Regions from separate parts of the Mus musculus genome. Here regions 1, 2, 3 and 4 are each linked to region 5. Evidence: chromatin loops called from intact Hi-C (ENCODE). Cell type or tissue: left cerebral cortex. All regions are shown on one strand.

The links. A loop is a pair of places that touch in the nucleus more often than their neighbours do. Peaks named below come from ENCODE experiments on the same cell type or tissue, not always from the same donor. Only the 100,000 strongest peaks of a DNase experiment are listed, where the experiment ranks them.
Region 1: a loop joins it to region 5, with 3 times the contacts of the local background. A loop is called at or near these places in 4 of 42 quality-filtered maps.
Region 2: it touches region 5 in a loop (3.0-fold over the local background); 14 of 42 quality-filtered maps call a loop at or near these places.
Region 3: a loop joins it to region 5, with 2.7 times the contacts of the local background. A loop is called at or near these places in 13 of 42 quality-filtered maps.
Region 4: a loop joins it to region 5, with 6 times the contacts of the local background. A loop is called at or near these places in 17 of 42 quality-filtered maps.

Annotation. Positions count from the first base shown.
Region 1 is chr15:12,110,942-12,115,941 of GRCm38, forward strand. No RefSeq gene overlaps it. Among named protein-coding and RNA genes, the nearest start is that of Zfr, 4.4 kb to the right of the region's middle. In left cerebral cortex, a CTCF peak has its summit at 2,663 (motif pointing left); DNase peaks (open chromatin) are centred at 497 and 2,677; H3K27ac peaks cover 501 bases.
Region 2 is chr15:12,082,902-12,087,901 of GRCm38, forward strand. No RefSeq gene overlaps it. Among named protein-coding and RNA genes, the nearest start is that of Gm34759, 4.9 kb to the left of the region's middle. In left cerebral cortex, a CTCF peak has its summit at 2,198 (motif pointing left); DNase peaks (open chromatin) are centred at 1,476 and 2,182; H3K27ac peaks cover 1,333 bases.
Region 3 is chr15:11,739,662-11,744,661 of GRCm38, forward strand. No RefSeq gene overlaps it. Among named protein-coding and RNA genes, the nearest start is that of Gm34501, 13 kb to the left of the region's middle. In left cerebral cortex, no CTCF peak of the experiment used is centred here; a DNase peak (open chromatin) is centred at 2,439.
Region 4 is chr15:11,905,213-11,910,212 of GRCm38, forward strand. Npr3 (natriuretic peptide receptor 3) reads right to left here and starts at 462. Exons shown (of 8, transcript NM_008728.2): 1 at 1-462. The coding sequence starts at 427. It overlaps Gm5144 (predicted gene 5144), which reads left to right and starts at 1,313. Exons shown (of 2, transcript NR_131059.1): 1 at 1,313-1,776; 2 at 1,898-2,178. In left cerebral cortex, CTCF peaks have their summits at 2,228 and 4,884 (motif pointing left); DNase peaks (open chromatin) are centred at 148, 1,097, 1,560, 2,132 and 1 more place; H3K4me3 peaks cover 2,286 bases; H3K27ac peaks cover 1,477 bases.
Region 5 is chr15:11,405,374-11,410,373 of GRCm38, forward strand. No RefSeq gene overlaps it. Among named protein-coding and RNA genes, the nearest start is that of Tars, 8.2 kb to the left of the region's middle. In left cerebral cortex, CTCF peaks have their summits at 1,633 (motif pointing left), 2,200 (motif pointing left) and 3,267 (motif pointing right); DNase peaks (open chromatin) are centred at 2,192 and 3,260.

The DNA.
Region 1 (5,000 bases), 710 kb after region 5:
TGTCAGCTAGTAGGAGAGCTGGGATTTGAACTTGGATCATCAGATTCCACTACTACACTATCCCATAGAGTAGGCAGTAGTCACAGGTAAGTCTTTACATTTAAATTTATATAGCTTCTGTAACACCAGTTGCATTTCAAGTACTCAGTAATGGCTACCATGTTGAGCAGTTAGAGAATGATTTCATATTGAAATAAAATCCTATTGGATAGTATTGCTCTAGAGTGTCGTTCCAAATCAATATGCCTTTTAGCATTTGCTTATTGATATGGTTATCAGTGTCTAAGTGAGAACACAGTGGCTGAGACTCTTCAAGCTGCATTTATTTTTATATCTTCATATATTTTTAGCAGTGCTAGGGCTGGAATCCGTGGAATCGGTAGTGCCACCAAGTTGCAGCCAGCCCCTCCATGCCTTTAAATAGTTATTCCTCATGACTGTGTGGAGTTCTTCAAGTTCTTCAAATTCTTAGGAATGTATTACCGACACAATGAAACCCTTTATAACACTAGTGTTTGGATTTGAGATTTGGCAGTGAACACGGTGAGTCAGAATGTCAAGGGAACCAGGAGGACAAAACTAGGTTGGTATTTCCTTATACGCCTGTTATCACGATGGGTGGTAGCTGGGGGTGGTAGTGGTGAAAGGTATTGACTACATATGTCTTTAATACGTTGCTGTCAAGTATTTAAGTGCCTACTTATTCTAGGCATGGTGGCAGACATTGGAAACTCAGCGGTCAGATGTAGTTCCTGACCCTGAGGGGCTTATGTTCTTTCCTGAGAGGAAGAGAGATACACAGCTAGGAATAACAAGTTTATGAGTTGGGAAACGCAAAGAATGGGAGGGAGGCTAACTAGGGAGACAATGATGAATGTTCTAGAAGTTCATAAGGGAGAAACAGCCACAGGCACTAAGGCGGAGAACAAACATAGCTGGTGACCTACCACCAAGATCACATGTAGTGAGAGGTTCCTCCTACATGTTTTGGGATCACCATATATCATAAAGGATTGGCCTGCTGGAGTCAGTACGTAAGCCGATAAAATTTAAATTCTGCCTCTGCGTAGCTTACTGGTTTTTTTTTTTAAAGAACCACTGGAGATGATGTATTATAATATACAGGACTGTTCACATGGTGCCATTTCAAAAAAATCGTAGATTCCTTATATCTCCATAGAGATTGGTTTAGGAGATCTGACCCTTACAAAAAGATCAGTGGCCTGCTTAGGCAGTCTTAGGCAAGACACGTGTGAACTAGGGAAGAACTGGGGCAGGGGGAGGAAGAAAAGTTTAGATATTAAAGAAAAGATGCTGGGCATGGTAGTACATTCTTATCACTCCAACAGTCCTGAGTCTGAGGTGGGAGAATTGTACATTTGATGCCAATCTAGGCTGCCTGCATCAGGGAACTCTGTCTCAAAAGGTAAACCAACAGTCTCCTCCTAGGTGTGAGTCAGCAGAAATATGAATAGAGGTCATAGCAAGAACTCCCATCCCTGTGCACCAAGTGTGATGGCCCACAGCCACAGTCCCAACACTGAGACGAAGAAAGCAAGACTGTCTCCAAACTTGACAATGGGGCTTCAAAATACTATGCTAAGTGAAGAGAACTAGACCAAAAAGATAGATGTTCTTAACGTTTATTCATATGTCCAAAATACACAAATCCATAGAGATAGAAAGTACTTCTATGGCCAGGCCTGAGGTGTAGCTGCTGGGTAATCCTCACAGGAGGCTGAGGTGGCAGAATTGTTGCCAGTCTTGGTTACATTGTAAATAGCAACCTAGACAGGGCCACAGAGCAAAGAAAAATGGGGGAGACAGACTTGGATTCAAAGCTCTAGGTTCAATCCCTAGAATTTGAAAAATAAACAAATACCCAATCAGGGGTTGGGAGAAACTGAAGACACATGATTGCTAATTGGCATAGACTCCATTACTACAGTGAGAAAAATATTTTCAAGCTCTGGGAGTTCTATACCTCAGAGAATGTATTAAATGTCATTGAGTTAAATACATTAAAAGAGTGATTCTCACAGTATGTGAAATACAGCCTTTCTTTTGCGAGGCTAAGTTGAGACAGTCTCACTCTGCAGGGCAAACTGGTCTAAAACTCACCACAGGCTGGTCTCAAGTCTTGCTCTTCTTCACTCTAGTTAAGAGTTATCGCTGTGATAAACACTATGACCCAAAGTAGCGTGGGGGGGGGGGGGTGGAGGTTGATTTGATCTTACAATTCTTAGATCACATTCTATCACTAATGTAACTGAGGGCAGGAACTCAAGGCAGAAACCTGGAGGCAGAAATGGAAACCATGCGGGAGCACTGCTTAGCACCAAGGATCACCATCCTCGAAATGGCACTACCACCTCCAGTGAGTTGGGCCTCCCCCACACCAATCATTTATCAAGACAGAGCCCACGGACACGCCTACAAGAGAATCTTCTGGAGTCGTTCTGACAACTAAGATTCCCTCTTCCCAAATATGTGTAGGTTTGTGTCAAACTGACTATAAAAACCAACTAGCTCTTGCTATTTATTCTTCTTGATACATAGTAGCTAATGTGACCTGCTTTCTGCCTGGTTTATCTGTATTCCACAAGGTCTCTCAGGAAACCAGGCCTCAAAGGTGCAGTTGAAGACAGGCTTTCTCAGATGAGCTCCACCTTGTGGCTAACAGAACTGCCAATTAACATTCTCTAATTTGTCTTCGGATGCTAGTTGAGGTTCATAATTATAACCCCAAATACTGTGGGACTCCAGCACTGCATTCTGACTCATCAAAGCATGATTAAGCTGTGCATCCTCTTGCTTGATCACTCTTCAAGTGCTTTCTGGTGACTTGTCACTAGGCATTCGATATTGGCACTCTGCGCTCAGAAAGATCATAGTTTGGTGGGAGAACTCCCCACCCACCGAACCACCACACAATAAAGTTGTAGCTGTGACGAGGCAACTGGGCAAAATCGCACTGTGCTCTGGGAGCACAGTCACAATCTGATCAACCGAAGAGGTCACAGAGGGGACATCATGGCGGGATGCGGAGGGCAGACTGCATTGAGTTTAGTCCTCCACTACCTAAGGCAAAGAGAAGCAAGAATTCTAGGCAAGGAGATTGTAAGATGCCCTGTGTGGGCAGAGGGGACATGTAAACAGGAGGTCAGGGTTGTTGACATGATGAGAATACGGCGTTATAGACGGTGAATAGGCAGGAAGGCCAGATCATGTAAAGTCTTGAAACTTAGAAGTCAGCTTTGTCCTGAGGAGGATGAGGAGCACAGGCTTACCTATGTAGCATAGGTCGCTGACTCCAGTCAAGCACGTCTTTGTGTGTTTACCTATGTACCTCCAGTGTGTGAGCTTGTGAGGGCCTGTATACATATGTGCATGTGTGTGGTTGCACATAGAAGCCAGAGGTGGATGTCGGATGATCTTTGCTCTCCCCCTCAGATTTTGAGGCTTTTTTATTTTCAACTGCAGCTGAACTGAGCCCTTCTGATTGGACTGGCTAGGCAGAGAACCCCAGGGATCTTCCTGTAGCGTCCCACTTCTGCCCTTGTCCCCGCAGAGCTGAGGCTGCAGGTGCAGGCCATGGGGTGCTGAGGCTCAGCACTCTGGTCGGCATGCTTGCACGCCATGGACTGAGGCTCTCTCGATCTCCATCAGTTGCTTATTTGTTGCTGGTGCTATTTTGTTTGGAAGCAGGATCTCATGTATCTTGGGTCAGGCTCAGACTTCCTGTTTAGCTAAGGATGGCCTTGAACGTCTGACCTCCTGCTCCTATCTTTCCAGGGCTGAGATTACAGGGGTCATCAATTGTGCTCAGTTTATGTGATGATGGGGCTTAAAGCCAGAGCTTCCTGAGTGAATGCCAGCTTAGGCAAGCGAGCGCTCTACCAACTCAGTTACATCCTCAGCTCCAGGAAAAGTTTGTTTTCTGTTCTTAGCCCAGGGGATTGTATGCTGCTGTGTGGCCTGGCTGGGTATTCTGTGACATACTCCTCAAGCTTGAAGCCATAATGAAGTTCTTGGATTGTAGGTGGATATTCTGCATGGAGTATTTACTTACTAGAAGGTTGGTTTTAAAAAGAACATCCAGCCTTGTTTGTTTGGTGTGGGTGTGTATTACACAAGCAGATAAGTAGACGGACAGACAGAGATATACTTGTGTGTATGCCATGGACATAGGTAGAGGTTAGAGGAAACCTTGTAGAGTCAGTTCGCTCCTTCCATCTTTCCATGAGTTTCAGCGGTCAAACTTGAGCCTCCATGTTTGCACAGCAAGCACCTGAATCCTGCTAAGCCATCCCTCGGGGTCCCAGTTTTGGTTTTGGTTTGTTTTTAATAAGAAGTTTAGATGCTGCTTTAAATCAGTCCCATCTGACTCTTACCACAGCACTCTGAAGAATACTTCTTCTTCTGTATTTAGTGTATGCCTGTGTATATGTGTGGACACGAGAGGGAAGGTCAGGGGACATATTGTACCTGCCTGGGCCATTTGGCTTGATAGCAAGCACTTTCACCTGCTGAGCCATCTCAATGGCCCATATGAAGAAGATGCTGTTATTCCTATCTTAAGAGGCTCCAAAAAGTTAAATAACATTAATCAGAATATCCCCCTGCTAGCTCCCCCAAGACCCAGATCTTTTTTTTTTCTTTCAGTCTGCTCCAAACATCTTTCCTAAACAAGGTGAGGGCAAGCTAAAGTACTTACTATAGGCTAGCCTGTCACACCCCGAAGGACCATCACCACCAAGAAGCCAGTTTCTACTTCAGTTCAGTGTAAGTTATCAACACTGTAACTCTATCCTCTCAAGACAAGCAGCCAAACAGAAAGCCAGCCCTTAACAGAAATCAACAATTGCCACCCGACTCTTCTCCTCCCATTTAATGCAAATAGCTTACTAGTGGTGAGGCTTATGGAAGCAGCTGGCTGCTTAGCTAGCCTAGAGACTTCATTGTTCCGTGAAGTTCAAGGCAAGTCACCTTTTCAACAC
Region 2 (5,000 bases), 680 kb after region 5:
AGAAGCCAGGGGGAAGTGGGGAGGACTGGAACACTGCTACCCTGCCTAGCATCACGCCCATAGGTAACAGCGTGTATGGATGTAACACATGCTCCAGATGTGCAAACAACCTAGAGGTCTCCATCCTTTGTACTCCAGTTGCCTATGCACTGCTAAGTTTTCCTCCAGGTTCTCTCCGCTGCTTCTCTCAATGGCCTGGAACTCGCTGGATAGACCAGGTTAGCCTCAAAGTGAAATGAAAATATTTGTCAGAGTGAGAGAAGTCAAAACGTTGTAAAAAGAATACACAAATCCCTGTAACTCTCGATAGAAGCTTCATCTCTCCCTCCCCCTCCCCACGGGCATTTGAAAAGAATATTAAAAAAACAAAACAAAATCTGACTCAAGTGAAGCTGAAGGTGGGGAAGAGCTAGGAGGGAAAAATTAAGGAAGATGCTTGCCTGCAATATAAAAGACATTCTGGAGCAAGAGGGGGTATTCACAGGCGTTTGCTGATACAACCAGCATCGCTCAACATTGCTTTGGGCTTCTGGGAGTTTCTCTGTGGCACAGAGCAGGGATGGCTCAGCTTCCCTCGCAGAGGCCCCACTTACCCTTCTTTATTATTATTACTATTAGTAGTAGTAGTAGATATTTTCTTTATTTACATTTCAAATGTTATCCCCTTTCCTAGTTTCCCCTCCAGAAACCCCCTATCCCCTCCCCCTGCTCTGCAACCCACCCACTCCCATTCCTGGTCCTGGCATTCCCCTATACTGGGGCATACAGCCTTCACAGGACCGAGGGCCTCTCCTCCCATTGATGACCAACTAGGCCATCCTCTGCTACATATACAGCTAGAGCCACATCCAGAGACTGCCCCACTTGGGGATCCACCCCATAAACAACCACCAAACCTAGTCACTAGGCAGATGCCAACAAGAGCCTGCTGACAGGAGCCTGATATAGCTGTCTCCTGTGAGGCTCTGCCAGTGCCTGACAAATACAGAAGTGGATGCTCACAGTCATCCATTGGACGGAGAACAAGGTCCCCAATGAAGGAGCCAGAGAAATACCCAGGGAGCTGAAGGGGTCTGAAGGCCCATAGGAGGAATAGCAATATGAACTAACCAGTACCCCCAGAGCTCTTGGAACTAAACCACCAATCAAAGAAAACACAAGATGGAACTTGTGGCCCACTTACCCTGCTGATGGCTCCTCATGTTGCTCACACTCTAGCTTTGAACATCTCACACCTCCTCCCTAGCCCCTCAGGTCCGGATTCTGGTCACTTAGCTTTACACAGGGCAGCCTCCCTGGGATGTGTTGCTTGAAGCCTGATGCAACAGTATCACCCTGAGCAGCGGTCTCCCCTCCCACACACCCCAGGAGGCTTACCTCTCCTTCCACAGGCCATGTTTATCCATAAGACATCACGTGGGAACTCCGTTCAAAATGCAAGCGGAGCAAGACTGGAGGTCCAGATGTTCACGCTGGGATGCAGTCCAGAAAGTTCTATTTTTACATGCTCTCCTCCAGGTGGCTCGGTGGGGGCTGGAGGGAGGCTATATTTGCAGTAATAGTGCCCCAGAGAGATGTAGGGTGGGGGATATTAGCTCAGCTTCCCTCCCCTCTTGGCTCTGCAGCTCTTTTCCCTAGTCAGCTCTGACTTCATTTGTTACTGATGCAGCCAGGCCATCTGCTCTCAACCTTAAAACCGAACAGACAAAAGCAACAAATGCAAGATGGAGCCTTGCTTCTAGGAATTTCGGTGCCATTTGTGATTCTTTCTGTACACCAAGGTATCTGGCCTTCTCTGTGAGGTCATCACTGATGGCAAAGTTGAGAATGACTTGTGAATCTTTCTCATACTCCGTTTTTGCAGGCTTTGCCCTGGACCAGGGATGGGGCCTGAAAGGAAACACAGAAGAAAGCATCAGAAACCTGCTCAAACGAAGGCATCAGTAACCAAAAATAAGCACATTTGCTTAATGTTCTATCTTGACGGTGTCTTAATAACAGTGGCCGCCGACAGCATCCAAAATCAGACAAGACATATCCCACTCTGCCAGTCAAAGGGTTAATTCCCATGGCTCATAGAAAGAGGCTGCACAACCACTTCCTCACCTGCCCTACACAGACCTGGAAAAAATTCCCTCAACCTTACTCCAGCACAGCCCAAGTCTTTGACCAAAACCCATGCACCCCCTGGTGGTCTGGAGGTAAACTACAATGTACAATAGGAGACTTTTAGGTTTTTCTGGTTTTGTATTTCATGTCTCTTCTAGTCAACATCCACACAGAACTTTTCTCTGGGATAGCTTTGCAGGAACAGCCTCCTCAGGCTGTATTCAGACGATTTGGGAGGTGAGGTGTCACAGATCTTACAGGAAATGGATGGCCACCTTCTCCAGACACAAGCCTCGTGACAGATTATCCAATTCTAAGTGGTCAACCCTAAATATTCATACATACAGGAAACATTAAACAGATCCAGTAGGATGCATTTGTGTGTGTGTGTGTGTGTGTGTGTGTGTGTGTGTGTGTGCGCGCGCGCGCACCCTACAGCACTTGGGTAGTGGTCAGAGGAAAACCAGACTCTTTCCTTCCAACAAGAGAGTTGTAGGGCCTGGATTCCTGTCACCAGATTTGGTGGCAGGAGCCTCTATCTGCTGAGTACTGTAACTGCCTCTGTATCTGTAACCTTTACTTAGTGTGAGAGCTCTTTTTCTCCTGTCATAGTCCCCTTTCCTCTTTAGTGTATCTTCTTGCTTGCACTCTATTAAACTAGTGGTTCTCAACCTGCGGGTTGCCGCCCCTTTAGGGGGGTCGAATAATTCTTTCACTAGGGTCACTCAAGACCATTGGAAAATGCAGATATTCACACTGTGATTCATAACAGGAGTAAAATTACAGTTATGAAGAAGTAACAAAAATAATTTTACAGTTTGGGGCACCACAACATGAGGAACTGTATTAAAGGGTCACAGCATCAGGAAGGCTGAGAGCCTCTGGTTTAACTAAACACTTAATTTCTTTTTCCCATTTGTCTCCTTCCTTCAGCTACTTAAATCTCTGACTTGTCTGACCTGTCATCTTTTCTAACTCCAGTAAATTGTCATCATGTACCTTTCTGTATCCATTTGTTGAGGGGAGGGGGGTGGGTTTTTTGAGACAAGGTCTTTCTATACTCCTCAGTGTCTTGGAACTCTCTATGTAGTCCAGACTGGTTTCAGACTTAAAGACATCCTCCTGCCTCTGCCGCCTTCTTGTTCTTGTTCTTCTTGTTCTTGTTCTTTTTTGTTTGGTTGGTTTGCTTTGTTTTGTTTTATTTTGTTTTGTTTTGTTTTTCAAGACAGGGTTTCTCTTTCTCTGTGTAGCCCTGGCTGTCCTGGAACTCACTCTGTAGACCAGGCTGGCCTCAAACTCAGAAATCTGCCTGCCTCTGCCTCCCAAGTGCTGGGACTAAAGGCTTGTGCCACCACTGCCTAGCATGCCTCTGCCTTCTGAGTGCTGGGATTAAAGATGCCACACAGGGCTTGTATCCACTTCTAAACTCTTTTATCAACAAGACCAATGACAGAGACCCTGTGCCCCTCAATATAAAGGGGGACCAGGGGGGGAGAAAACAACAAACATAAACCACATGAAAAAGAAAATCACAATACAAGGCCAAGATTTGTCAAGTGTTTTCTTGATACTGTTTTGGAGACGAGTTCGTATAACACATCCTTGCATCAGATATTATGTAGCCAAAGATAACCTTGAACTTCTGGTAGATTCTCTAGACTTTATCTCCTGAATTTTACAATTGTAAGCATGCACCATCATTACAACTTTACTCAGTGCCTGGCCTTGTGCATGTACGCAACCAACTGAGTCATAACCCAGCCTAGGCAAGGATTCTCTTTTCTTTTCTTTTCTTTTCTTTTCTTTTCTTTTCTTTTCTTTTCTTTTCTTTCCTTTCCTTTCCTTTCCTTTCCTTTTCTTTCATTTTCTTTTTTAAATAGTTAATCAATCAGACTTACATATCAATAAATTCTCAATACACAAGATGCCAATACAATAATTTCAGAATCAATTGATAATGTTAAAAGCTGCCCACCTAGATTAGACAAATTAACCCACTAATCTAACACATTATGATATCATAACGACCTGAGGCTGGTCATAGCCAAGCTGATTCATGTCTGCTGCCATCTTCCTTTCCCTCCACTCAGATTTTCTTTTTTTAAATACTCATTCTTTCATCTATTTACACTACATTTATTGATTTGCTTAATGTACACACACACACACACACACACACACACACACACACGCACACTGTGGCTCACACGTGGAATTCAGAGTCAGCTCTCTCCTTCCACCATGTGATCCTGGGGAACTGAACTCGGGTTGTCAGAGGCGGCAGCAGGTACGTGGACCCACTGAGCCATCTTGTTGGCCCCTGTCAAGCATTTTCAATAGGTAACATACGCTCTGGTTTGGCTGTGGTTCAAATGTGCTCCTTCGATGGTTGTTCCCCAGTTTTGTGCAGTGAAGGTGTGATGTCCGTGTGCTGATGCTGAGAGATGATAGAACCTGCAAGGGGCGGAGCCTACTGGGAAGAAACTGAGTTGTTTGGAGCATTAACTTTGGAAAGGATTCATCTGTTCCCTTGGTATCTTGGGTAGCTCTCATCTAAGGAGTCGTTAATTAGCAGAGCAGGACTGGCCCCTGATCCCCACCACTGCTATGCCTCTGGCTCCCTGTGATTTCTTCTCCATACACTAATGCAGCTGTGACATCTACCAGGAGGCCCTCACCAGTACCAAGTCAATGTCAGCAGTACGTGCTTAAAGCTCCGGAACTAGGAGTGATAAAGTACCTAGTTTCTAGTATTGTGATGCAGCAACAAAGAATGCACTAAGGCCACAGCTAGCCACAGAATGCTCACTTACTGCTAGCGCTGTTCATCTGAAAGTACTTTCAGAAAACTTGGAACTCACCCATTTTATGTCTTGATCTCTGGGACGAAA
Region 3 (5,000 bases), 330 kb after region 5:
CTCCTTCTCCTTCTCCTTCTCCTTCTCCTTCTCCTTCTCCTTCTCCTTCTCCTTCTCCTTCTCCTTCTCCTTCTTCTTCCTCTCTCTCTCTCTCTCTCTCCCTCTCTCTGTCTCTCTGTATGTGTGTGTGTCCATGCACATGCAGAGATCAGAAGTCAATACCAGGTTTCTTCCTCCACCACTCTCCACCGCTTATGTTTTGGGGCAGCAGATCTCGCTAACCCTGAAGCTGGGGAGCAGGCTGGTCAGTGATCTCCAGCGATCCGCCTGGCTCTGCCCCCACCCTCATTCCCAGCACTAGAGTATAGACATGGACAACTGGGATCCAAATGCATGTACTCATGCCCACACCTCAAGCTCACCCTCTGAGCCGTCTCCCTAGGACCTAGTCTGCCTTTCTTTCATAAGAAACTGTGGTTGAATATTGCTTCTTTGATTTTTTTTTCCCCCTTGGGGAAATTGAAATGTGTTTCTTTACCAGTGGAGGAAAGGTGGAGAGAAGACTAAGAAAGAGACCAAGAGTCCATTGCATACCAACAGGCCTAGCTATCTATACTAACCAAAAATGTTCCCTGTAGAGAGTCAGAGGCAACACCACTGTCCTTGTCAGTATCACAGAATTAGCTGATCCTCCAGGCCACTTATCTTTGGGGGGAAAAGTAGGTCCTGGTTGGGACTTCCAGCAAGACAACAGAAATAAACCAAGACTATCAAAGAAAACCTGAGACGTGAAACCAGTTTCTTGTTTTAATATCAGCCTAGTTTTTGTTTCGGAGCAATGAAAACTGCTACAGTTTGCCACAAAATACTCTTACCCAGCAAATTGTGTGCATTGCATTCATTTTCTTATTACTCCAAGAGTTTACACAGCTGTCTCTTCTGTGCCCTTCATGCACACACACACACACACACACACACACACACACACACACACACACACACACATACACTCACACACCGTGGAGAGGACACCTACCCCAACGATCTTGCAATTGTTCAAATACTTTGTAAGTCTTTTCTGTATCGTCTTTGGAATCAGCTAATTGCTTTTTAAAAAAAAAATCAATCTGAACGTATCTTGTTAATCTTTATTCTATTTAATTGGTCCTTTGCATGCAAACACACTCGATAAATACTTTCTGAATTCAGTATAATGGAATTAAATTCCAAAGTTCTAAATTATACTCAGGCTGAAGATTCATCACCACTGAGTAAGGATTCATCCGGGCAAAACTCGAGCGGCAAAAAATATGATTAGGAAGAGAAACCTTTTACATGAATTCTGTATTGTGTGTGTGTGTGTGAGAGAGAGAGAGAGAGAGAGAGAGAGAGAGAGAGAGAGAGAGATTAGCCATGCTTATTCTAAGTTTAACTATAAGTTTAAATTAGAAGAACAAGAAAATCAAGGCTTTCAATATGGATATGTGTTAATTTTAAATGAAGAAAATTACCATTTTCTTTTAGTTGCACATATCACGCCTCAAGTAAGAATTCCTTAAAGGTCTTACTAAACACTGCCACTTTGGGATTGTGTGTACTAACTTTCAAAAGGGATGCTTTCGAAAGGGATGACAGATTTAGATGAGCGTCCATTCTGTAATGTTTGCCTTCAGGGATCCACTACTTTATAATCATGCTTCTATTTTAGTTATTTTTTTTTTACGAATATAAGCCATGACATGCATCCTATGAGAGACATGATTTTAAAAATAAGGGAAATAAACAGATGACACTCGGGTCAGGGCATGGAGCCAGCTGCCCAGGCAGTCGTCTCCAAAGCTGGTCTCTGATTAGTTCTGGGAAGCAGAGCAGCAACGGGGTGACAAACACTGTCGACCCTTGCCCTGGTGGGTACTTAGAGCCTAAGAAGTCGCATTATCACTCCGGTCTTAAGGAGCAGAATCAGTTCCTGGAGGTATCAATAATTTGCCTCCACAGGCAGTAGAACGAGGGCCTGTTGAGTTTTCAGACCAGCGCGCTGAGAGGGCACACACAGGGGACCCACATCAATACACATATATTTCTGTCAACTCCATAACCAACTAAAACAGCCACACCCTCAACACAAACTGCCCGTAACCCAAGGGCTAATTAAACACAAACAGCGCTGTTATCACTCACCACTGGATGGAGTGGTGTATGGGAAGGGTGTTCTGAGGGAGAGTGCCCTGTCACTACTGAGGCTTTCTATGAAAGGAACCTTCTGAACCTTACTGATGGAGGAACAGGAGGGAGAAGGGAGAAAGAAGACTGTGGTAGTGGCTGAGAGCTCTAGGCCATTTGGAGATTCGTGTTGAAGAAGGCCGATTACCGACTTCTTCCCAGCCTGGGCCTGGGTGGCTGCAGCTCTCTCTGTGGCTGAGTAGGCGTGGAACGGCAAAGGAGCTGGGGACAGTGGGAAGCCAGCGCTGGTTCCTTCTGCCACTGGAGAGGAGAAGCAAGCATGGGGCCCGTCGTAAAAAGAAAACATTGTAAAGTGCCTGTTTATGTGCTGAAGTAATTTCTAATTAGTGGAGGCAGGGACCGTGGTCCGCTGTGGTTAAAGGAGGGGGCGTGACACCAGGACAGTGGCCACGCTGTTCCTTCTGCTTTGCCTTCTCCTGTGGCGGCTGCAAGTCACCTCACTCTTCTCCCAGAGAGCTGCCAGCTATAGGATTTGGGTAAAATCCCCCATCCATTCATCCTGAACAACTGGCATTCATTGTCCTGCCCTTTAGTATTTAGGCTAATTAATAGCATCCCTTTGAGGCCAAGAATTATTCCGAGACGATGATGCTTTTAGCTGAGGGTGATGGGAGGAGGCACACAGAGCTGAAGTGATTTCCCTCCAGGGGCTGGAATCCCTAAGTGTGGGCAGAAAGCTAACTAATCGTGGGCTATCATCACTCAGCCCTACACCCTCCCAGACCACACCAGGGAGCTCGCAGGGTGCCCTGAGGATAAATGACTGTTTATTCAGCTTTAGGGACAACTTCAGATTAGGTGCTAAAGAAATACAAAGCATTACTGATACAGATGGGGCCTTTATTTTCTCATAACAGCGCTAAGCTCACCGGGTACTGCTAGTTCCTGGCCATAGCTCCAATGGAGTTTGTCACAAGAATAAGCTTTTGGAGCCAGGACGAATTAACGACTCCTCCTTCATTTTATCCGATAATTTTTTTAAGGGAAAAAAAAACATACAATATGCTCCTTGTAAAACAAAATTTAAATAATCAAGACGTTCACATTAAAAAGTAGGAAAAAAGACTATGTTCCTCCCTCAAATTTTAGTTAATGTCTACCCTAAGTCCCCCGGCCACTCACTGACACTGCCTGGTTTCTTATAAGAAAGCACAAAAGAAAGGACCGGTTTGTGAGAAGACAGAAAGCCAGTGACGGAGTCCTTTAAGGTCCGTATGCTTTTCGTTTCTTTATCAGACCATAATACCTACCTCAGGCAGACAGGATGAAGATTAAATAAGATGTCTGCTTTGTAGTAGCCACTGTTTCTAGGAATATATGTGTATCCCTAAATTTTCCAAAGTCATTACAAGCATGACTTTTACCCAGAGCCGACTTGGTGTGTTTTATAAACGAAGAAGAAGAAGCCAGGGATGTTTGGTAGAGGCTTGTTATGATGGGGGGGGGGGGGGGTGCCTCTGTGGGCCTATGCTGAGGCATCTCTTCCCATGGGGAGGGGAATTGAGGGAGGGAAGGAGGGAGGGAGGAAGGGAGGGAGGGAGGGAGGGAGGGAGGGAGGGAGGGAGGGAGGGAGAGGCCTGAAATGAAAGAGGCTGGGAGGGGAATGAGGAGAGGAGGGACAGAGAGGAAAGAGGGTAAAAGAGAAAGAGCAAGAGAGTAAGAGAGTGAGGAGGGGGCGAGCAGCCTCTTTTATAGTGAGTCAGGCACACCTGGCTGTTGCCAGGTAACTATGGGATGGAGCCTAGATGAAATGCCAATGCTACTTGTACCCAACTTCTGCAATGGCTGAACATCCTTCCGTATTAGTTTGCAAAGATGGGTTGATGATCAGAATATTAACAACCAGCTGGCCTCTTTCCTGAGCAAAAAGAATATGCTGGATAATAAAAGTACATGCCGAGCAAAAGCAGCAGCAGGGAGGGGCTTTGTAGTGATGCGGAAGACATCGGATCATATTGACATCCTTATCCTATCCCTACCTTCAAGCATTTAAATAAAATGGATGGACAAAAATAAAGATATCAGAGGTGGGGGGAGCCAGCTGAATTTCAACGGACTCTTTACTGTCCCTTTAGAATGGGTTATCATTATCAACGCTTTAAGAAGCATGTATGTAGATTTTTCTCATTGATTTCTTGCTTCATTGCTTTGTATCAGGGAGCATGCTGTCTATGTCTTCTCTGCTCTGGAATTAGTTAGTCAAGCATTATTCTGACCCAGCATGTATGTGATTGAACTTTCCCAACACTCCATGTGTGATTTTTGTTGACATCATTGTCACTTGCTTAGATTATTTTTCAGTCTCATAAGATTATTCAACTTTATGCGTATTTAACAGATCTTTTTTAAAAAGCACATGAAGGCCGACACCTTTATAGCTTGAATTGAAACTGAAACTTGCCACTCATTTTCTTTTCTTTTTAAAAAAATCGACAGGAAAAAAAAGTTCTTAGTGGGAAAGGTCATGGATTAAACTGGACTGGTAAATATTTTGACGATGGTCAACAAAAGACTTGGGTTTGAGACCTTAAACTAGGTAACAAACAAAAGGAAAACATATTTCACAAGAAGCATGTCTTTAAATTGCTGGCCACTGCACTACACCCTGTGGGCAGACAGCAAATACAGTCATTCCTCCTTTAATGAGATCACAGGGCCTGGGACTAACGCCAACATTGTAGACTAATGATGATTTTTAAGGTATTGGGTTATATACATGCTATGGTTTCTGCAGAAACCATTTAATATATGTTATCTAGCTTCCTCAATAATTACCTTTATATACTTATAAGCATTTTAAATCTTGCCTTGGGTAT
Region 4 (5,000 bases), 500 kb after region 5:
ACGCCAGCCGAGCCACCGGCGCCGCCGCGTACTCGCACACGGGCCCCAGGATGAGATCCGGCTTGGCGCCGCGCGCCGCCGCCACGCGGTCCACAAGACTGAAGAGCGCGCGGTTGCCGCAGTCCGAGTCTTCGTAGGCCACCTGGAAGCGAGTGCCTGGCGGCAGCAGCTTCCTCCCGGTGCCATTGCCCTCCACGCTACGCAGCGCGTACTCGATGGCCGGCCTCACCCGGGCCAGCGAGAACAAGTACGAATCGTCCCGGGGCAATAGAACAAGCACCTCGATCTTTTGAGCCGCCAGCGCCTCTCTCGCCCGGCGCCTGCTGCCTGGCCGGGTGTCCCCGGCGCCGCTGCTCGCGCCGCCAGCCAGCAGCACCCGGGCCAGCAGCACGCACGCCGAGAAAGTGAACAGCAGCAAGGACCGCATCGTGTTGCCAGCAAGCGCTCGCCCTGGCCGCCGGCTCGCCCTCTGCCCCCCACCCACCCTGCCCTTTTCCTCCCAGCTCTTTTCTTTCCTCTGTCCCTGCGCCCCCTTGGGCGCTCCAAGAAAACAGAATACCCCCTTCAGTAACTCGCCAAAAGATAGGAAGATTCCTCTACAATGTCCCTAGGTTTAAAAAATAAAAAAAAAAATTTTAAAGCAAAGAAAGAAAGAAAAAAGTTCACAGAATGTAAACCTGTGCGTCTGTAATATACATATAGACTTATTATCAATATATATATTCTCCCTCCCTTTGCACATAGGCTATTTGGCTTAGAGGTGGCTTCTTATTTGGGCGTTGCTAAGGTTGCGTTTGAAGGCCTTATTTGTAAAAGAAAAAAAAAAGTTAAACTTGTCCAAGTGCTTGTAATTGACGGTGCACCTCCTTCGCGTTTGATCCCATTGATTCGCGCGGCTTTCTGGATCCATAGCCGGGGTTTAAATAGCGTGGCAGCGGCGCAGCGCGTTACCACACATGGCGCGCCGAGGCCGGGCTTGTCTCTGCAACGGGTGGGGTGGGTGGGGGTGGGGCGGGGTGGGGGCTGGGCTGGGGGAGCCTCTCATTAACATTCTTACATCAGGGCTCCTCCCCGCACCCCTGGCCTACTCGCGGTTGCCGGGTCCCTAAGCCCCACTAGTTGCCGGTGCTCAGATTTGGCCCAAAGCCGCAACCGCCCACGTCTACACCCGCGGGAGACCTCGCGGCACAGCGTTACTCTAAGGTCCCCGCCTCTCCCTGGCTCCGCTTTCTCCAACCCCAGGATTAAAAAAAAAAAAAAAAAAAAAAGTGTATATATGTTTGAAAGAAATGAGTGCGCGCACATACACAAAGCACACACTCATACACACACACTGCAAAAACGAAGGGGAAATGTTTCTCCAAATTGGTGGCTTCCTTGCAAAACTCCATAGACTCTCACCTCTTTTCTTGATCTGGCCACGTTCTGTCTGGGTGCGCCCAGTCCTGTCCCGCACCTGACCTTTCTGGTCCCTGGAGCAAGGTCGGGGAACAAGGAACAAGGTCCTGGTGCAGGAAAATTCATTTGCAGAGCTGGTAAGCCCATCTGGCCTGCACGGTGTCGCACCGCTCCTTCCCCCACCCGGCGTGGGTGCCCTCCTCCCTCTGGGCTGCTGGGACACGCTAGAATCACAGTGGGCGCAGCGTCACCGTGTCCCAGTGCGCAGCCCCTCCGCGGGGTCACTGAGACCAGAAAAGCGAAACTTGTTGCTTCCGATGTTGGATAAATGATTCCGCTCCAGGAAGTGTCGCGGAGCTTGAAAAGCATCACCCTAAGGTACTATTTGCTAAACCAGGCAACTAAAAGGGACTCCCGCTTCCCGGCCCCCCAGATCTTCCCCCAGAGAATCTTTAAGTACCTAAAAAGCAGTCTGCCAACCCCAGCGCTTCTGTTCCAGGATGCCCGATAGTCTAGGATGCCCAGAAAGGTCCTGCCCGGTAGACCCAGTCTTTCCACTGGTCACAGCTACCACAGCGATGCAGACGGAGTGGAAAGGATTGTGGAGAAGTCTCAGACCAGAGAGGCGCGTCTCTGAACCGAGCAGCTGCGCAGGTCCAGAGGGCCCTGCACCCTCTTTTCGTGGTCACGCAGCAAAGACATTTACGGCGAGAACAGGCTGTATTACACAAGGTAGTTCTGACACCAAAGTCTTGCAAATTAAAGTTAATTTAAAATGTTTCTAAATGTTCTTTCATTTGGCTGGGCGTCAGTGTGTGCTCCAATCTTAACTTAAACTTACGCCCTCTTTCGGCAGGATCTTGAACGCGATTCTTCACCCGCTGCCCCAGGCTGCTGCTGTTAAGTCATAGTTATTTCTTCTTCTTTTCTTCTTCTTCTTCTTCTTCTTCTTCTTCTTCTTCTTCTTCTTCTTCTTCTTCTTCTTCTTCTTCTTCTTCTTCTTCTTCTTCTTCTTCTTCTTCTTTTTCTTTCTTCTCTTCTCTTCTCCTTCTCCTCCTTCCTTTTCTCCTTCTCCTTCTCCTTCTCCTTCTCCTTCTCTTCTTTTTTTTTAATAGTTACGAGCCCCCTAAAATGTCCTTGCTCTCATTTGTGACTATGAAGTGATAAATCGAGGTGTTCGAGGACATGGCAAATCCAGGCATCAGTGACTAACAGCCCTCTCTCCATCACCCTCTCTAGCAGTGGAAAAAAAAAAAAAAAAAAACTGCAATCGAAGGTAACTTCATACCGGGTGCCGGTTAGATTTCAGTTGGACAGTGATCCCTAAGCCTTCGCTGTAAGTAGGGGCTTCTAAATCCTAGGTGAGCTTTTGTTTATTTAATTAGAACTGCTAACCAGTTCTAAGAGAGGTGGATATATAAATTTGAATTCTGAAGAGTTATCCACGTACGTTGGAAACTGACATTTAGCACTTCGCAGCAATTAAATCCTTCCTGAACACTTGGGAGAGCAAACATTTGTTTATAGAGTCATCGTTATTTAAGAAAAAAATAAACAGCTAAATCCTGGATTCCGAGGGTCTTAGTGGATTTCAACTGGTTGCCAGGAGACGTGAAGGACGGAGCCGGTTTCCTATTACTACCCGGTATGCCCTGTGTCTGGGGAACACCAGCCAACAGCGGTATGATTCTGCAGTGTACCATGTGGGCTCACTGGAAGAGTCTGGGATTTCAGGGGCACCGGGTATGGAGTGCCTCTCGCATCTCTGGCGCTGCCCAGCCTCGCTCTTGGGTCAACAGCAGGGCAGTGCACTTACGTTATGGCTAGCACCCTGGCCTCCCTGTGGCCTTTGGGTAGAAGCACTCAGCTTCCAGCCTGTTGTTAAAGAGCACAGACAACAGGAAATGGTGGATCAGTCCAGAAACAGAGGGGAGGGGAACACAGGGTTGCTGTCCGCGTGCATGTTCAACACATCCTTGCAGATTCCAACTGAACAGATGCTGAGATTTTTTTTAAAAGGTCTTCCAGTGCCAACAGTGCAAGATTATTAACAGTAACAAGTCTATTGTGCTCTTGGGAGGTTTGTGTTTACTTATTCTGGGTGTTAGGAGGATCTGTTTACTTTCCATCAGAGTTCTTTGGGCAACCAGCTAAAACTACCATGTATAACTATCACATAGTTCTGCCATCTTAGTCCAGAAAAAAATGAACTGTGACCCAAAGAATGTACAAGTTACATTTATTTTTTTAAAGATTTATTTATTAAGTTATTTATTATAAGTTCACTGTAGCTGACTTCAGACACACCAGAAGAGGGTGTCAGATATCATTATGGATGGCTGTGAGCCACCATGGGATTTGAACTCAGAGCCTTTGGAAGAACAGTCAGTGCCCTTACCCACTGAGCCATCTCACCAGCCCCTACAAGTTGCATTTAAACAGCTCTTTGTCTCCTGAGGATATTTACTGTTGGAAAAGGTCACCTACAATACTATGTAAAATAGGGTTGGTAACCAAGCAGATTGTCACTGTCAATCATATTCTGTGTATCACATTTTTAACTGGGCCTGGTGACACAAACTACTCAGGAGGATATCAAAGGCTGCCTGGGCTGCAGAATAACACAAGGCCAGCCTGGGTGATTTAATTTTACAAGGTCCCATCACCAATAAAAGGTAAAAAAGAAAGCTGGAGATGGGAGTTACTTGGCTAAGATAAATTCAATGCAATGTAACACACACACACACACAAACACTGGCACGCACCATCTTATAATATCTTAGCAATATGTTTTTAGGCTTTCCAGAACAGTAAAACTGAACACCACTTGATAAAGATAACTTTTGTAACATTTTTTATCATAAATGTTAGTAAAATAGGAAAGAAAAGGGATAAGTAGAAACAGTCTTGCGTTCAGGTTTTACATACTGTTCCTTTCAACTCCAAACAAAAAAACAAAAACCTAATCACTGAAATTGGGGAAGGGCCATGTTTTTCACATTCAGAATTCAGTTATCAACTTCGATTGTCAAAGAAAACAAAGGAATAAAATTAGCTAGCTGAAAGCCTAAACATATTAATGTTAAATGCGATATTACAGAAACTCATAGACGTTTTAAAAGATTTAGAAATGTTTTCATCAATATCCAAGAACTATTTTGTTTCTAGTTCTGTCAGTGAGTTTTGTGTCCAGGTATTTTTTTTGGCCACAGCCCCACAGTATGGAGAAGTTATGTGTCATTTCAAAGAATGATTCTTTGAAATGTACTTTTAAAATGTCTGGGGCATTTTTCTCCACAATCCCCCTGCCTCAGAACCCTGGCCTGAAACTCGTGAAGTGAGGGTCCTTGCAGATTTTCCAAGGTCCTTCCATCTTGTCCAGCCAATCCCGAGGTCACACTGAAGACTACCACAGTGAAGCCTTAATGCACAAGAAAATCCCTTCTGCACGACAGAATTGTTGAAAACACACTTCCCCCTAGAGGCAGAAAAGATGAAAGGCCCTGACACATATCCAAAAACCCTTTCTGAAGTTCAATGAGTACTGAGACTTCCATTTCTAAACATACAGTTAATGTTTTAGAGAACGCTATTGAAGAAAC
Region 5 (5,000 bases):
TGGTCGAGGGAGTGGCACCATTTGGAGGTGTGGCCTTGTTGGAATAGGTGTGACCTGGTTTGAGTAGGTGTGTCACTGTGGGTATGGGCTTAAGACTCTTACCCCAGTTGCCTGGAAGTCAGTCTTCCACTAGCAGCCTTTGGATGAAGACGTAGAACTCTCAGCTCTGCCTGTGCCATGACTGCCTGGATACCTTGATAATAATGGACTGAACCTCTGAACCTGTAAGCCAGCCCCAATTAAATGTTGTTTTTATAAGACTTGCCTTGGTCATGGTGTCTGTTCACAGCAGTAAAACCCTGACTAAGGCACTAGGGGAGGCAATTTCCTATTTTCTACCTGCCCGATCTCATCTGGAAGCAAGCAGTCCCTGAAAAATTGGTTAACAAAATGTCTGGGAGCTTGTGGACCACTTGAAAGACTCTAGCAGAGCGAAGCATTGCAGACATGGCACCAATCCTTTTCCTCCTTGCCAAACTGTTAAAGCTAGCTACCAAGGTCTAGCCCCTTATTTGGTCATTGGTTCATTCTTAAGACTGGTCATCAAGGTCCAACTATCAAAACATCAAGGTTCAGCACTCAAAATCTATTATTTTGACTCCCCTAATTAAAATACCCAGTCAGAACTTGCCAACATGTCCTAGATCATTCTTACAAATACCTCCACCCTTTCCCTCTTAAAATTAACAATTAACAAAACTATTTGTTACTGTTTCTGGGTGTTATTGCTGTGAAGAGACACAATGACCACAGCAGTTTTCATAAAGGGAAACATTTAGTTGGGGCTGGCTTCCAGTTCAGAGGGTTAGGCCAATCTCATCACGGCAGCATGCAGACAGACACAGTGCTGGAGAAGGAGGTGAGAGCTCTACATCTTGACCCACAGGCAGCAGAAGTGAAGAAAGACTGGGATACACTGGCTAGACTTGTGCTTCTTAGACCTCAAAACCCACCCCCACAGTGACAAACTTCCTCTAGCAAGGCCACACTGCTGTTTTTTATAAAAAAGATTAGAACCCAGGCATGTTTTGGTTTGGTGTGGGGGTACCTCTTCAGGCCCATGCGGATGCATCCCTTCCCCTTGAGGTATAGTATAGAATAGAGTTGATTTAGGGCATGGGGAAGGAAGTTGAGGTAGAGATCAAGAAGGCAGAGCGACAGAGAAAGGTGGGGGGAGAGGGAGAGAGAGAGGGAGAGAGAGAGAGAAAGAGAGAGAGAGAGAAGAAGAAGAAGAAGAAGAAGAAGAAGAAGAAGAAGAAGAAGAAGAAGAAGAAGAAAGAGGAGGAGGAGGAAGCAGCAGCAGCAGTTTGAGCACGGGAAGAGAGAGGGGGACGGGAATGGGGAGAGAAAGGGAAGAAGGTAAAAGAGCAAGAGCAAGAGAAGAGAAAAGAGAGAGGAGGGAGCAAGCAGCTCCTTTTATAGTGAGCTGTTGCCAGGTAACTGAGGGGTGGAGCCTAGACGAAATACACGTGAATTAGCTTCACATCCCAATCTACTCCACTCCCATTCCACCCCCACTACTGACTTCGGACTACCTTTAATTACGTCCTTGAGAACTAATTTTGGCAAAGTTGACTCGAACTTCAGTGGAGGCTTGGTGTTTGTTCTAGAATGCACGTAGTTGGCGGAATTCATAAATGGGAGGCAAATTGAACGGTCAAGTGACGCCCTCTGCTGGTGAAATGTACCCTGAGCCCAACAGCCCCAGTGGTTCTACATTTCTGCTATCTTCTGGCTAAACTGATGCCTAGGCAAAGAGTTTTAAGACACACAAAAATACAGCTCATAAAATGTGAGTAGCAAGGCCTTACTTGACATAAAAAAGGGGTTTCTAAATAGATTATGTTAAGGTAGATGTTTAGGCTTTTTTCCTTGTCATTAACTAAAATGATCATTTTACTGACACGATTTCCTTTCTATTGCTGTGCTACCTTTATATAGTTACAATTGAAGGAGTTGGCACGCTTTTCTTCCTAAAAGGGATAAAATGCATATTTTAGAGTTCTAGGACAACACAGACGATTTATTATAAATACTCAACTGATGAAATGCACAAGCAGCTACAAACATGTAAATAAAAGGAAAGTAGCCATGTTTTATTTAGAGACTCAGAAGGGCACGCAGTAACTTTGTGTCTCCTTTGTCAAATCTGGTTGCTAATGGGGCTTAGGAAGACGGTCGCCACCTAGTGGTTACATGTCTTCCACGGCTGCTGTCATTTTAGTAAATCAGACTTGGGGAAGCTGTGAACCATTGCCCAGGGGAAGCAACTCTGCAGCAGATAGCTCTGTAAGTCACGTCACCTGATTCTATCTCGTATTGTAAATATCACTTAATCAAAACTTCCTTGCCTTTATCCTTGAAAGTTCAGTGTAGCCGTGGCTTTAAATGAACAAACATTTATAAATACTTTGTCCAAGGCTTCTCTGTAATTTGTACTTAAGGGAGTTACAGTACACTTGAAGAAATAAAGTACTGTAATATGAAAGGCAGCAATGTATGTTCAGTTACTGAACCAGGAATTATATTTTATAAGCAATTGAGGAAGTCAAAGATAACTCAGGTATTATATTTGTGTTTATATATGTTGTTTGCGCGTGCATGCGTGCGTGCGTGCGTGCGTGCGTGTGTGTGTGTGTGTGTGTATCTTTTATGAGGAATAAAAAAGTCATAAACATCAATTATACCTGATTTGGAGTCATTAAGCCAAGTAACTTCAAGGTGGATGTCGATGCCACTCAAGTCCAGTTTTCCTGAGCACAAAACGAGAAGGCGAGCAGGCGAGCTGGTTGCTTTGCTGTTTGCTTTGCTTTATGTTGTTTTGTCTTTAGTCAAATGGATGGAACTAGAATCATCTGGGAACCTTCGCTGAGAATCTGCCTCAATCAGATTGGCCCATAAATTGGGGGATACTTTCTTGGTGGATTGATGTGGGAGTACTCAGGTCACCACCCAGGCAGGCAGTCCTGGGCTGTGTACAAAGGCAGGCTAAGCAAGCTATGGAGAGTACTCTGCCATGACTCCCACTTCTGCTTGAGTTTCTGCCTGAGTTTCCTCAGTAATGGACTACGATTGTATGCCAAATAAAACCCTTTCTCCTGTAAACTGTTTATAATCCCAGAAATAGGAAAAAAAGCAACTACAGAAGTTTAGACTAGATCCCCCAGATCCGTGTTATTTACAGTCCTAAGTGTTTGCCTACAGTAGCAGTAACTGTGGAGTGGATTACAGGGATGGGAAATAGTCAGACCGCTAGTTAATGGAGCGGTCACTAGATGGCACACTTGTCACAGGTTATTTTGCTATTCAGCCAGTCCTAAATGTCAAAATACCTGACTAGTTGAATAAGAACTTAATTTTTCTCAGTGATATGAATTCAATGATAGAACATGTGCTATTTAGCTTAGGCAAATCAAACGGCTTTAGGTTCTCAGAGCTTGTTAGTCTCAACACTTTGTACTTTGTACAAGACGTTGGCTTGTATTTTGTTGGATGTGTTCTCTTTAAAGGAAGGAAGGCTGCTTAGAAATGATTTGCTCTGTGTGGAACTTATCAAATTTGATAATGTTACTCTTTTCCCCTCTGTAAACTGGGAAGGGATTGTTCGATATATCTGTGATTTAAGGCACTATCTGTCTGTGCATAGTGACAGGCACTTGGAATCCCAGCATCCCAGCATCTAAAGGCTTAGGTAGGCCACTTCGAAACCAGTTTGGGATGCATGACAAAATCCTGTCTCAAAGGAGCAAAAGCATCATTCAGATGAATAAAAACAAACAAAAGAATGAATGAGATCAAAGTAACACAGTGACGATGCTGGTTACAGAAGTCCTGCTACTCAGGAATTACTCTTCCTCCTTGTAAGTTAGAGGTAAATTCACATGAAGATGTTAGAAATTGCTTGGATTGAATGAAGGATACTGAATCTCGTAAACACCTGGTTAATCTGAGGTTGAGATTTTGGTAGCTTCCTGTTTTTCTATAATGAGGCCATGGATAGAAACTGGAAAGGACGTTTTTTGAGAAAGGAAATAATTTTTTGTATTATTTTTTCATCAAACTATTTAACATCAGCTTTTATGCTATTCATATTTTTAAATAAATATGGGTATCTAATTTTGGTCCACAGTAATTTAGTGGTATGAGGAGATCTGATATAGTAACAATCTGTAGACAAAAAAATCTCAAAACAATAAAACCACATTATATCATTTAAAGATCACAGACGCTATCAATACAATCTTGATATTGTAGCCAAGTTTAAGAATGTATGCATCTAAGCCGGGCGTGGTGGCGCACGCCTTTAATCCCAGCACTCCGGAGGAAGAGGCAGAGGCAGGTGGATTTCTGAGTTCAAGGTCAGCCTGGTCTACAAAGTGAGTTCCAGGACAGCCTGGGCTAAACAGAAAAACCAAAACAACAACAACAAAAACAACAAAAATGTATGCATCTGCAGTTTCTATCTTTTGTGATATGTCAGTTTTTATTTAGGAGGATTTCGTTCAAAAATGGTTAAATTGACGATTTGATATCCAAAGCAGAAAGTTTTGCTTATAGGATAGTCATAGATAGTGCATGCACATGAGAACTGGCAATAGTTCTTTGCCCTCGGTGGGATTGAGAACGGATTATGCCACATAAAGAATCATTGCTAACACCAGCTTTATTATTTTAGTAATCCAAGAAGAATAGGGAGTATTCCGGGCTACAGGATGAGTGAGCTGCACAAAAAGCAAAGTTCTGTATAACTGAAGCACTCAGGAGATGACAGGCAGGAACGGGCTGGAGCACGGCCTCCCGGGAAATCCTGCCCTGGTGAAGATGAACTGAGAAAACCCAAGTGCTCAAAACTGAAGAGATAAAATAGCGTAAGAGCATCCGCAGACTCCATAAGGCCTCTTTTCCTTCCTTCCTTCCCTTCCTTCCTTCCTTCCTTCCTTCCTTCCTTCCTTCCTTCCTTCCTTCCTTCCTTCCCTCCTTCCTTCCTTCCTTCCTTCCTT